2 separate regions of the Homo sapiens genome follow, and region 2 is linked to region 1. Evidence: read pairs that join two places in POLR2A ChIA-PET (ENCODE). Cell type or tissue: OCI-LY7. All regions are shown on one strand. Links, peaks and the distances in the headings refer to the core of each region. The heading gives the core; the rest is flanking DNA.

Region 1 (5,373 bases), core at 149-5,148:
CATCTCAACAAAAAAAAAAAAAAAGAAAGAAATTCAGGGGTATAACAGCTTCAGGCATGGCTGGTTCCAGGGGCCCAGTAATGTCACTGGTAATGTGTCACACTCTCCATTCTCTGCTCTGCTGTCCTGTGTATTGATTTTATTCCCTCATTCCCAGGAAAACTCTTTCTATAAGGTGCAAAAATAGCCACCAGCAACTCCAGATTTACATCTTATCAGCTTAGCACCCACACTGGAAAAGATGTGTTTCCCCTCACCCCTCCCCACCGCCCCACCACTTAAGTTAGCAAAAGTCCCAGGGCTGTCTCTTAATGGCCCAAACTGAACCATGAACAAATCCAGATTCATCACCATGACTCCAATTAGACAGGCCTGAGCATTGTGCTCACCCCCTGGAGGAGAAGAGTGGATGGAATCAGCCCCATCGGAACCACATGGACTGAAAGCTGAGGTGGGGAGGGGATGGGTTGCACAGAAGAAAAGCAGGTGATGTTACCAAAAGGAGGTGAAAGGCATAATGCTAAGAAACAAACACAACAGAGGGCCACTGCACTATCTGATGTGTCGGCAGACTAAGAAAGTCATATGAGCTCAGCTGGAGATAAGCGTTTTCCTGATTCTGAATTCCAGAATGAATCCCTTCACAGAAGCAGTTAAATCCAGGGCCCTTCCTGACACAGTGAACAATAGCTTCACCTCCATTTTTGTACAAATTTGGAAACATCCTTCAAGTACCCATTTCACAACTTGCCCAGCTTTGAAAGCCAAGGACAGAACACCTTTTGCCCCAAGGGAAGGCAATTTTTCAGGTTGCTCAGCTCACATGTTCCCAGGGACAGACTTCCAAACACTGGGAAGATGCTTAGTCAGCAAGAAGAATGGAGAGGCTGCCCTTCTCTAATATCCGGCATCTCTCTGAGCTCTCCTACCCTCCCTCACCTGTCTCACCATTCCATGTCACTCAGATCCCTGCTTTGGGCCAACGGCAAGTGTTCAGACCTTGGCTATAGTGATAGAGAATTGAGAACAACAAACGCATGGACTTGACTTTTAGAATGGAAAGAGATCAAGAATATCATCTAGGGAAGAGACTGCTGATTGTCCCTCAACATCCGTTCTCCCCTTCCACAAAGATGGACTTGGTAGCTGCGACCACGGCCACCCAGAATGAAGACAACATTTCCCGTCCTCCTTTGCCACTGGCCATGGCCATGTGACTAAGTCTAGCCAATGAGATGAGAGCATCGACACCCCTGGCAGCTTCTGAGAATCTTCCTTTTCCTTTTCCACCTTTGCCCCTTCATCCTTCTGTCACTGTCCCTTCTTTCATCTTGCTCCCTGGAATGTGGATATGCTGGCCACCATTTTGGACCATGAGGATGAAGGCCACACGATAGGGAATGTGATTTGAAAGACAGGAGCCATGAGCCCCCTCCCACTCCCTTACCCCTGCAATCAGGCAGAGAAGAGCTGCCACACCAGCCCGGATCACTCATCCTCAGACTTTCATGGGAGAAAGACGTAAGTAAGAAAGAAAAGTATCCATGTTATATAAGCCATTACTGTTTTGGGCTTCTGTTTCCTGCAGTCAAATCTAATCCTAATTGATGACACATTATTTCTTCTCATTTTCCCATAGCCTTCACCCTCCCATCCCCCACCCCCAATACACACATCTTCCACCCAACGCTTGAATCCTCTCCAAACCACTGTATTAATAGAAAGAGTAACTGTACAGTTCACACAGCTAGAGTGACAGGGTGCTTGCTACCTCTCAGGTCACTTTGTCTTTGGAATAGATTTGCCAGAAAAGTGTTAGAAAATTCTGCCTCATATTCATTCATTCACTCTGCATACGAACCCAGTTCTCTCCCTCAGGAGGGCCACCCAGTCTTTCAGACAGTGCTCTGGGCTCCCAGAGCTTCTCTTCCCAGTTTCCTCAGCCTTTCCTATGGGACTTGTCTCCTTTTGGGACATCCTTCACTCTAGTCCCTAAAGCCACATGGGGAAAAATGCCTCATGTTTGCCTCTCCCTGGCACAGGGCTGGGGCTGCAGGTTTGCAGGGAGTTTTTGATTCCATGATGCAATATGTTATATATCAGTGCAGCTCCAAGACAGTTTGGGTATGTGATAAGAATTCCTCACATTTGCACAGCAGCTTACACACTTGGAAGCATTCTCCCACAATTCCATTTTCTGCTTGTAATATAGACTCATGGAAAATAATAATAATAGCAGTAATAATAATATTAATAATGTCACCTTAACAGAAGTGTAAAGGAATGCATAAAACGTAACATGAAAGTACAAATTAAAAAATAGGAGCAAAAGAATAAAAAAACAAAGATCTTAAATCAAGCTCCAGAGACCAGAAAAAATGCACAAGCAAAGGGAAGCGGGTTATAAAATATAAGCAGACTAATAGAAATCACACCTGCACACAGCGTAACTAGACACTTCGCTGCCATTTTAGTGCTTCTTCTTCCTGAGGCCCTGAAGCAAGCAGGGGGCGCTACATGATTAAAGCCTCAGGATACTATCACTGATTTACAGATGGTGAAAATGACACTGGGGAGGTTAAGGGCCCTTTCTCAGGTCCCCCAGGCTGTAAATGTTGGAACCACTTCCTTGACCCCCATGCTCTCCACTCAGTCTTTGCCCCTCATTCCACTGGACGAACTGGCCTTCAGCCTGGAGCACTCTCCCCCACCCCTTTCTTGACACTGGTACCGTCTCTCCTCCACATCTCAACCCAGATGTCACCTCCCCGGCCAGCCCTTCCCTGACCCCAATCTAGAGCAGGCTCTTCCCTCTCTCATAACTGGTTCATCACGAGTCTACTCTGGAACATGCACCCAGTTTACCATGAAGTATTTGTTCAACATGGCCCCTCTCGCTGAGGACCGGACTGCACTGTCTCATTTGCTGCTGTGTCTGCAGCACCTGGAATGGAGCCTGGCACTTCCATGTGCTGGAGCCTCCCGGCAAATGGCAGCCCGTGCTCACAACTGTCGGATGACCCTGCCTTCCCAGGAGGCGTCGCTGAGGCACTGACTCCTGGGACCGAAGGAGCCTTTAGAGCCCACTTCCCCCTATCCCCTCATAATAGAAAGGGGAAACTGAGGCTGTAGCAGGCAAGGAACTTGTCAGGGCCTCACAGTGGTTAGATACAAAGCTGGTGGGGAGGGCCCCAGGTCCTGGGTCCAGGCCAAGAGCCTGACACCAATGGGTTACCCCAACTGTGTCAGGGTTTCTATCCATGGAGGGGTAAAATGAGGCAAGAGGGTCCCAGAAATGTATCTTGTAAGAGGGGTTGCCTAGAACAATGGGGCCTGCTTGGGGAGGAGGTGGAGAGGCCCGCAGGCCTGGCTGGGAAGGAATCCAGCAGGGGCCTTGCTCAGTTTCCTTCCAGCACATGGGGGAAGTAAACACATTCCTTGGCTATGCAAGCGTCCCTGCCTCCAGCCACCCTCCCAGCTGTCAGAGCCTTGGGTCCCAGCCAGTGGCTAGCTGTACCATGGAGGAAAGGACCCAGAGAGAGCGTATATGATTCTCCCAGGGTCACAGAGCACTGTGTGTCTCATACCCTTTGCCTGGGCACAGAGAGGAGAGAAGGACACCAGTGTCTCTCTTCCCTGCAATCCCAGATTGGGCCAGGCAGAGGCCCAGGAAATGCGGAGTTCCAGGTGAGGCTGGGCCTCTCCGAAGATCACTATCTGGATCCCCTGCACTGGCCAGGAAAGTGAGGAGAAGGGTACTAGGGAACCCTGACAAAGCATCCAGCCCTGCCTCCCTACTGTACCAATGGGGAAACTGAGGCCCAGAAGGGCAGGGACTTGCTCCGAGCATCCCAGCAAGCTCGTAGCTAAACCAAGACTAGAGCCCAGGTCTTGTGAGCAATGGCTTCGTATGTCTCTGCTGCCTCCCAGCCCCTTCAGCCCCCTTCTATCCCCTCTTCCTTCTGCTGGGTCTGGTCCTCGCTGATGCTGATTCTTCTGCCCAGAATTCCCTCCTTGAACTTTTTCACCCAGGCAAACTTCTACTTGTACTTCAGAACAATTTCAAGCTTCCTGACTAAAGAGGTCACGCAGCCCGGGGACGGGGCGGATCCTGCAACAGGAGCAGCTGTCCTCGGACCCCAGTGCCAGGGCTGCAATTGCAGCAGCTGTGAAACCTGGCTGTTGGTAGCAGCCAGGAGTGATTCACAGTGAGGGGGAAGGCAGGAAGGTTTGGGTGTCGCCCCTGTGTAAAAAGTCCCAGTGTCGCTGGGTGTGGTGGCTCACGCCTGTAATCCCAGCACTTTGGGAGGCTGAGGCAGGTGGATCACGAGGTCAGGAGTTCAAGACCAGCCTGGCCAGGATGGTAAAACCCCATCTCTACTAAAAATACAAAAATTAGCCAGGCGTGGTGGCAGGCACCTGTAATCCCCGCTACTCGGGAGGCTGAGGCAGAGAATTGCTAATCCAAGAGGCAGAGGTTGCAGTGAGCCAAGATCGTGCCACTGCACTCCAGCCTGGGTAACAGAGAGAGACTCCGTCTCAAAAAGAAAAAAAAAGTCCCAGTTTCATGAAACAGTGCCTGGACTCTGGATGGGGAGACCTGGTCCCAACCTGCCTCTCTCGTCCAGCCGTGGGACCTCTCTGGGCCTCGGTATACTGCGAGATGCCACCAAGGCTGACTTCTGGGTCTGGAATTAGAACCACAGGGTAATTTTTAACTCTTGTGCCAGCTCCAACTGATTGATAGTGGCTGTCTGGAGAGCTGTGTTGAGGAGGATTCTTGTATTGATTGACTTATTGATTGATTGATTGATTGATTTAGAGACAGGGTCTCACTGTGTCGTCCGGGCTGGAGTGCAATGGTGCGATCATAGCTCACTGTAATCTTGAACCCGGGGCCTCAAGTGATCCTCCCACCGTGACCTCCTAAAGTGCCGGGATGACAGGTGTGCACCCCTCACCTGGTCCTGAGGATTCTGAGGTAGGGAGTCTGATGTTCGATTAGTTGTACAAGGTCTCTAAGGGCCCCCCTGCCCTGAGGAATATACCCCTCCGATCCCAGTCAGCAGCTCTGAGCTAATGCAGGGCCTCTGGCCAGGCCACAGGGCTGGGCCTCACCACTCTGAGCTTCCGTGTCCCCGATACATGAAAGACCCCAGCCTCTCAGAGGAGATAAAGGACCTTCCCTGGCAATGGGCCTCTGGCTGCAGGCTGTCGCCCTCTCCCCTCTGCTTGACCCCAGATACACATTCTTTCCAGCTTGTTCCAGCCAGTGCTTTTCCTCCTGAGTTGCTGCTGCCTCTGCAGGCTAATTTGGGCCAGATCAGCACAAAACAGGCCTCAGCAGAGCACTAAGCTAAGCCACTTCCTGCC
Region 2 (5,373 bases), core at 146-5,145, 230 kb after region 1:
GTCCTTCAAACAGTATCGTCCATAGTAGGTGCTCAAAAAATATCAGCTTTAATCATTATTTCTTCCATTTTTCCTTTCTGTAATATAATGAGACGAATTCCAAGAATATAAAAGCATTGCAAATTATTTTAAGGGAAAATAGGATTTATGGTCTCTAACAAATAAAGTGTACATTTAGAAGGGTGACGTAAATTCCAAGAGACAAATGTTGTTATCAGTGAGTTGGGGATTTTCCCTCCTATAGTTTCAGCAACTTTCCTAAAGATGTATGATCTCTGTTTAAACCCCAAGCGCTCAAAATGTTAGAGGCTTTACTGAAGTCAAGCGTGGGTGACCTCTGCTTTTAATCAACAGGCAAACTGAAGAGACTCCCTAAAATTTAATAGCTATAGCTCCATTTGTTTTTTTTAAATCACCAAATTAAAAGTAAACCACAGATTTATAATTATTGCCTGAAGTATTACACTTTGAAATGTAATATACTGATTATGATAACTTGCAGAGAAAATCAACTTATACATAATGGATTTTTATGTCCCTAAATTACTGAAATTATTTTTCACCTAAAAAGAGATTGCACATAGTTTAATTTTCCCTTAAATTTTCATTCACCGCACCCCATCTCTTCCAAATGCAACAGAATCTTTTTCCCCAAGGTGTCAATATTAGAGGGAATCATAATTTCTACTCTGGAACCCTTCCCTCTTCCTTGGAATTTGCTTCCCATGACTGCACACACTCAGGCCCCTCTTCTCTCTCGTAAATTCAGCTCCCAGCTGAAGAAACCAAAATACCAGGACGCAAGGACAGGGATGGTCTGTTCTGAGGATCTTCAGGGAATGAGCTATACCCATCTTCCTGTCAAAGGCATTTCCCAATTATTCTCCTGAAAGACCAAGGCAGTCTCCCTTCTGGGAAGAAGGGGAGAGGGTGTGGATACACATGCCTCACCCCCTGCCGCCTGTTAACATGTAGCTGAATTCTAGAGTCGTAACTTGATGTCCTGCAGTGTTAATTCCCATTTTACTGATGAGGAAAGGGTAGGTGGCTGTAGGGTGACATTGTATAGGCCATTTCTTCAACAGGATTTTGCTCGGTTCTGTTTTGAGCACCTGCGGTGGACCAGGCCCTGCTTTAGGTGCTGTCCACACAATGATGAGCAAGACAGTTCTACATCTCCCTGGAGCCTGAATATCTTTATCGGTATAGTGGGGACAAAAATCCCACAACAATGACTTGGCCCTTCTCAAGGTGTTGTGTGGAGATCAGCTGAGCTAATGGAGGAGAAAGTGCTTTGTAACATATTAAGGCATGATACCAACATGAAGAATGATCAGGTATAGAGTGAAAGTAGATGTTAAAAAAGAAGGCTTGTTTTTCTGCACTCTTTATTAAATGATAACAATAACAACCACTCATTGTGCACCTACTGTTTGCCAGCCATTTTATGCACATTCTTCCAAGACCTCACAGCAACCCCCAAGAGAGCTGTATGATCTCTTGCAGGGGCCAGGGCAGCTTGCCCTAGGTCACGCGGCTCGTGTGTCTTGGAGCCAGGATTTCAGCCAGCACGACCTGCCCATTTCCCTTTTGGCAGACTCTCATGTAGGCTGTGGGGCAGGGCCTAGGTATCCTGGAGAGAAGGACCAAGGAAAGGCTGAAGGTAGAATGGAAGAGGAAGGAAGAATAAATGCATCTCCTTCAGGATCACAGAGGCAAAGATGAGCCCTGGGGGTGCCAGGGAACTTCTCAGGAAACAGGCAGTCAGGGACAATGACTTAAGGGTTTGGTAAGAGTTTCTAAACCTTTGTAACTTCCTCTTATTGGTTCTTCCATTATTCAGGCCTTCTGCCTATGGGAAGAAGCAATGAAACACAGCCTCTGTCTACCCATATGTATTAAGTGCCTACTATAGTGCCAGGCAGGCAAAAGGAGATGGGCTGGGGAGATGTCTTTTCAGAGGCAGGAGGAAGGGAAGTGTTGAGGAGTCCTGTGATGCACCCACTGTGGCTGAGAATGAGAACTCCAGAGGACTGAGAGCATGGGGGTGGCTCAAAAGAGGAACGGAAAGCCCATGAGTCTCTAGGGCCTTCAGAGAAGAAGAAAAGGGGAACAGGGAGGCATAAGCCCAACCTGGTCCTGAGCTGGGTGGGCCAAGAAGGGCGAGGACTTGGCCCTGACCCTGCCACAGGCTGTCACAGGGTTGAAATTGGGCTTGGGCTGGGCTATGTCCTCCTTGGCCCTCCAAGCCCTGAAGTTCCTCTTCCTCCTCCCTCCTCCCTCCCCTGCTCCACAAGCACCCACTCTTGCATTCTTGGGGAATCAAAGGCTAAAAATAAACAGTTGCCACCAGACTCTGGGCCCAGGGGGGAATGGGTTCCACAGGAGTCCTGTGGACAGTGGGTTGAGGCTGGGGCGAGGGGACGGAAGGTGGGGGGACAGCTAAAGGTCTTAGGACTCCCCCAAGTGGTGATGCAAATAGTCCCCCCACCCCCCACCCTGGCTCTGGAAGAGCCAAGCCTTCTAGCCTTCAACTCCATGACCTTCTACAGCTAGGGCTATTTGGATCCTGGGCAATGTCACTGTGCCTGCTGGAGAGATAGAGCATGTGGCAAAAAATAGCTTCACCTCCTTGCAGTATTCCTACCCATAACTGGACTCAGAGAGTCTTTATCAGTCCAAAGGCATTCTCCCAGTGGAGCAAAGGTGCTTTTCTGGGAAGGCAGAACCCGTGACTCCTCAGCCCAGAGAATACTTAGTGGGGTTCTCCTTACCGAGAGCATCGCTGGAATCCTTTGGAAGAGAGTCCAGTTTTTGGGGTGGAAGGCGGGGTGGGGAGTGGGAGCCGATGTCAACTAGCAGCACACATCTGTCATCTAAGAAATCTTCTTGGGTCTTAGCTGTCCTCCACTCTTCTGTCTGTGTCACTAACAAACACAAGTCCACTTCCAAAACTTACTTGATGGATTCATGGAATGTTCCAATCGAGTAATTGCCCAGACTTTTGTCTCTAGGAATCCAGGGGCTGGGAGACCCTCCCTGGCTCTGTGTTAACTCCATATTTAGCCATAAAGAGACTGCACCTCCAGGGTCAAGGACCCTGGTGCCTCTGAAAATATTAATAAGAACAATAATAACAACACTAGCTACCATGCATGGAGCACTGCTGATGTACCAGGCATTGTGGTCATGACTTTATGTGGATTATCTCCCTTAATCCTCACAACAACGCATGTTATAGTTTCATACCCATTTTACAGGTGGGAAAAATGAGACCTGGGGAGATTAAGTTGCTGCCATTTGCACACACATAGTCAGTGATGGAGCCCAGATGAGATGGTTTATAACAGTCTGACTCCAGATCCCATACTCTGAGCCTCTACGGAAAATGTTCTGTTTCAGATGAAGGACCCACCAGGGAACAGGAAAGAAAGGCTCAAGGCCAGTGGCAAGAGTCCCCAGAACATTTCCCTGGAGAACTTTCACTGTGCCCTGTCCACTGCTGTGTCCCCACAATTGCATTCTGCAATCCCACTAGCAATGGCTTGGTCAGAGGTCGAGCCACCCTGACCTCTCGGGCCCTTGCATACGCAGTTCCATCTGTCTCAAATGCCCTTCCCTCTGCGCTGAACTTGGCCAACTCCTGCCCAGATTAATAGCTCTTTCCTCAGAGAAGCCTGACCTGGCCAGATTCAGTCTCACCACGCCATGTAACTCTGTCTTACAGGCTCTAGCACAGTTGTTATGGAAATGTGTGTTAGAATTTATGGTATCTGTCTCTGAAAGGAATGTAAGCAGGAACCGTGTCTATCTTGTTCACCGAGATATTCCTGCAACTTAGCCCAGTGCCTGGCACATAGTAAGTGTTCAGTAAGTACTTTTGAAGGAAGGAAGGAAGGAAGGAACAAATGAATGAATGATTTGTCAAACGTTGACTGGATGATTGAACCAGTGATCTCAAATGCATTTGGCTGATGGGATGTAGCAGCCGTTGTGCAGAGCAGGAGGGAGGCTGAGGGGAAGATGCTACCGTGAGAGACAGTGCCTCCCTGGGGGCGGTGACAGAGAGAGAGAGGAAGGAACTGCATGGCCTGTGATGAACTAGATTACCCCAAGACTCCATCCAACCTTGAAATGCTGTTACTTGATGTGAGGATGGGCTGGCGTCCCAGATGTCAACCCTTTAAGGTCATGGTCCCCCAGGCCCTCCTCGTTTACCTGAAGAATCCATTGGAGTAAATCCGACCCTATGAGTTCTAAACCTTGTGAGGAAAGAGCTGCATAAAATTGCTTTGAAATGGTCATGGTGGAAGCTCCTCCAAAGCAGCTCATTCTGGAGGGTGGGATTCCTGAGGGCGTTTGTTTCTACATCACATGTTTCTTTTATGATTTCTCCCTCCCTTAACTTCTTCCCCCCAAAAAAATTACCTTTGTATTAAGAGTAACAAAGCCAGCCGGGCATGGTGGCTCACGCCTGTAATCCCAGCACTTTTGGGAGGCCAAGGCGGGCAGATCACAAGGTCAGGAGTTTGAGACCAGCCTGACCATGGTGAAACCCCGTCTCTACTAAAAATACAAAAATTAGCCAGGTGTGGTGGCTCACGCCTGTAATTGCAGCCATATGGGAGGCTGAGTCAGGAGAATCACTTGAGCCTGGGAGGCAGAGGTTGCAGTGAGCCGAGATCGTGCATTGCGCCACTGCACTCCAGCCTGCGTGACAGAGCGACACTCCATCTCAAAAAAAAAAAAAAAAGTAACAAAGCCAAGTTATTAAGGACGTCTTCAAATATTTGGGGGGTAGAAGTGCCTATTCTTTAAGGAGTTTCTGGTTGCAGAGAATGAGGAAAAGGGAGGAAAGAGAGGCTGGGAGTGAGTGGCTGAGTCGGAATGACAATACCACTGATGACTTGTTTTTCTTATTTTGACAATTAACATGCAGTAAAATTGACTTGTGTGTGTGTTACATTTTTTTTTTTTTTTTTTTGAAGAGCCTTGCTGCAGTGGTGCAATCTTAGCTCAGTGCAAACTTCGCCTCCTGGGCTCAAGCAATCCTCCACCTCAGCCTCCCGAGTAGCTGAGATTACAGGTGATTGCCACCATGCCCAGGTAATTTTTGTACTTTTTGTAGAGATAGGGTCTCACTATGTTGCCCAGGCTGGTCTCAAACTCCTGGGCTCAAGTGATCCACCCACCTTGGCCTCACAAAGCCTGGGATTAGAGGTGTGAGCTGCTGTGCCCGGCCAGTTCTACAAATGTTAACGTATATGTAGATTTGTGTAACCACCATTGCAATTAGGATATAAATCAGTTCCATCTGTCCAAAAAACTACCTCGAATTGCCCTTGATAGTCACGCCCTTCTCCCAGCCCTGAC

What was found. ChIA-PET counts read pairs that join two places held together with the same protein. Peaks named below come from ENCODE experiments on the same cell type or tissue, not always from the same donor. Only the 100,000 strongest peaks of a DNase experiment are listed, where the experiment ranks them.
Region 2: POLR2A ChIA-PET joins it to region 1 with 11 read pairs; 1 of 35 experiments calls an interaction of 5 or more read pairs at or near these places.

The regions. Positions count from the first base shown.
Region 1 is chr5:149,446,965-149,452,337 of GRCh38, forward strand. No RefSeq gene overlaps it. Among named protein-coding and RNA genes, the nearest start is that of MIR145, 19 kb to the left of the region's middle. In OCI-LY7, for the core only: a CTCF peak has its summit at 2,511; a DNase peak (open chromatin) is centred at 2,497.
Region 2 is chr5:149,678,838-149,684,210 of GRCh38, forward strand. No RefSeq gene overlaps it. Among named protein-coding and RNA genes, the nearest start is that of PPARGC1B, 49 kb to the right of the region's middle. RefSeq lists enhancers at 1,517-1,836, 1,927-1,976. In OCI-LY7, for the core only: a CTCF peak has its summit at 2,410; a DNase peak (open chromatin) is centred at 2,074; H3K27ac peaks cover 1,036 bases.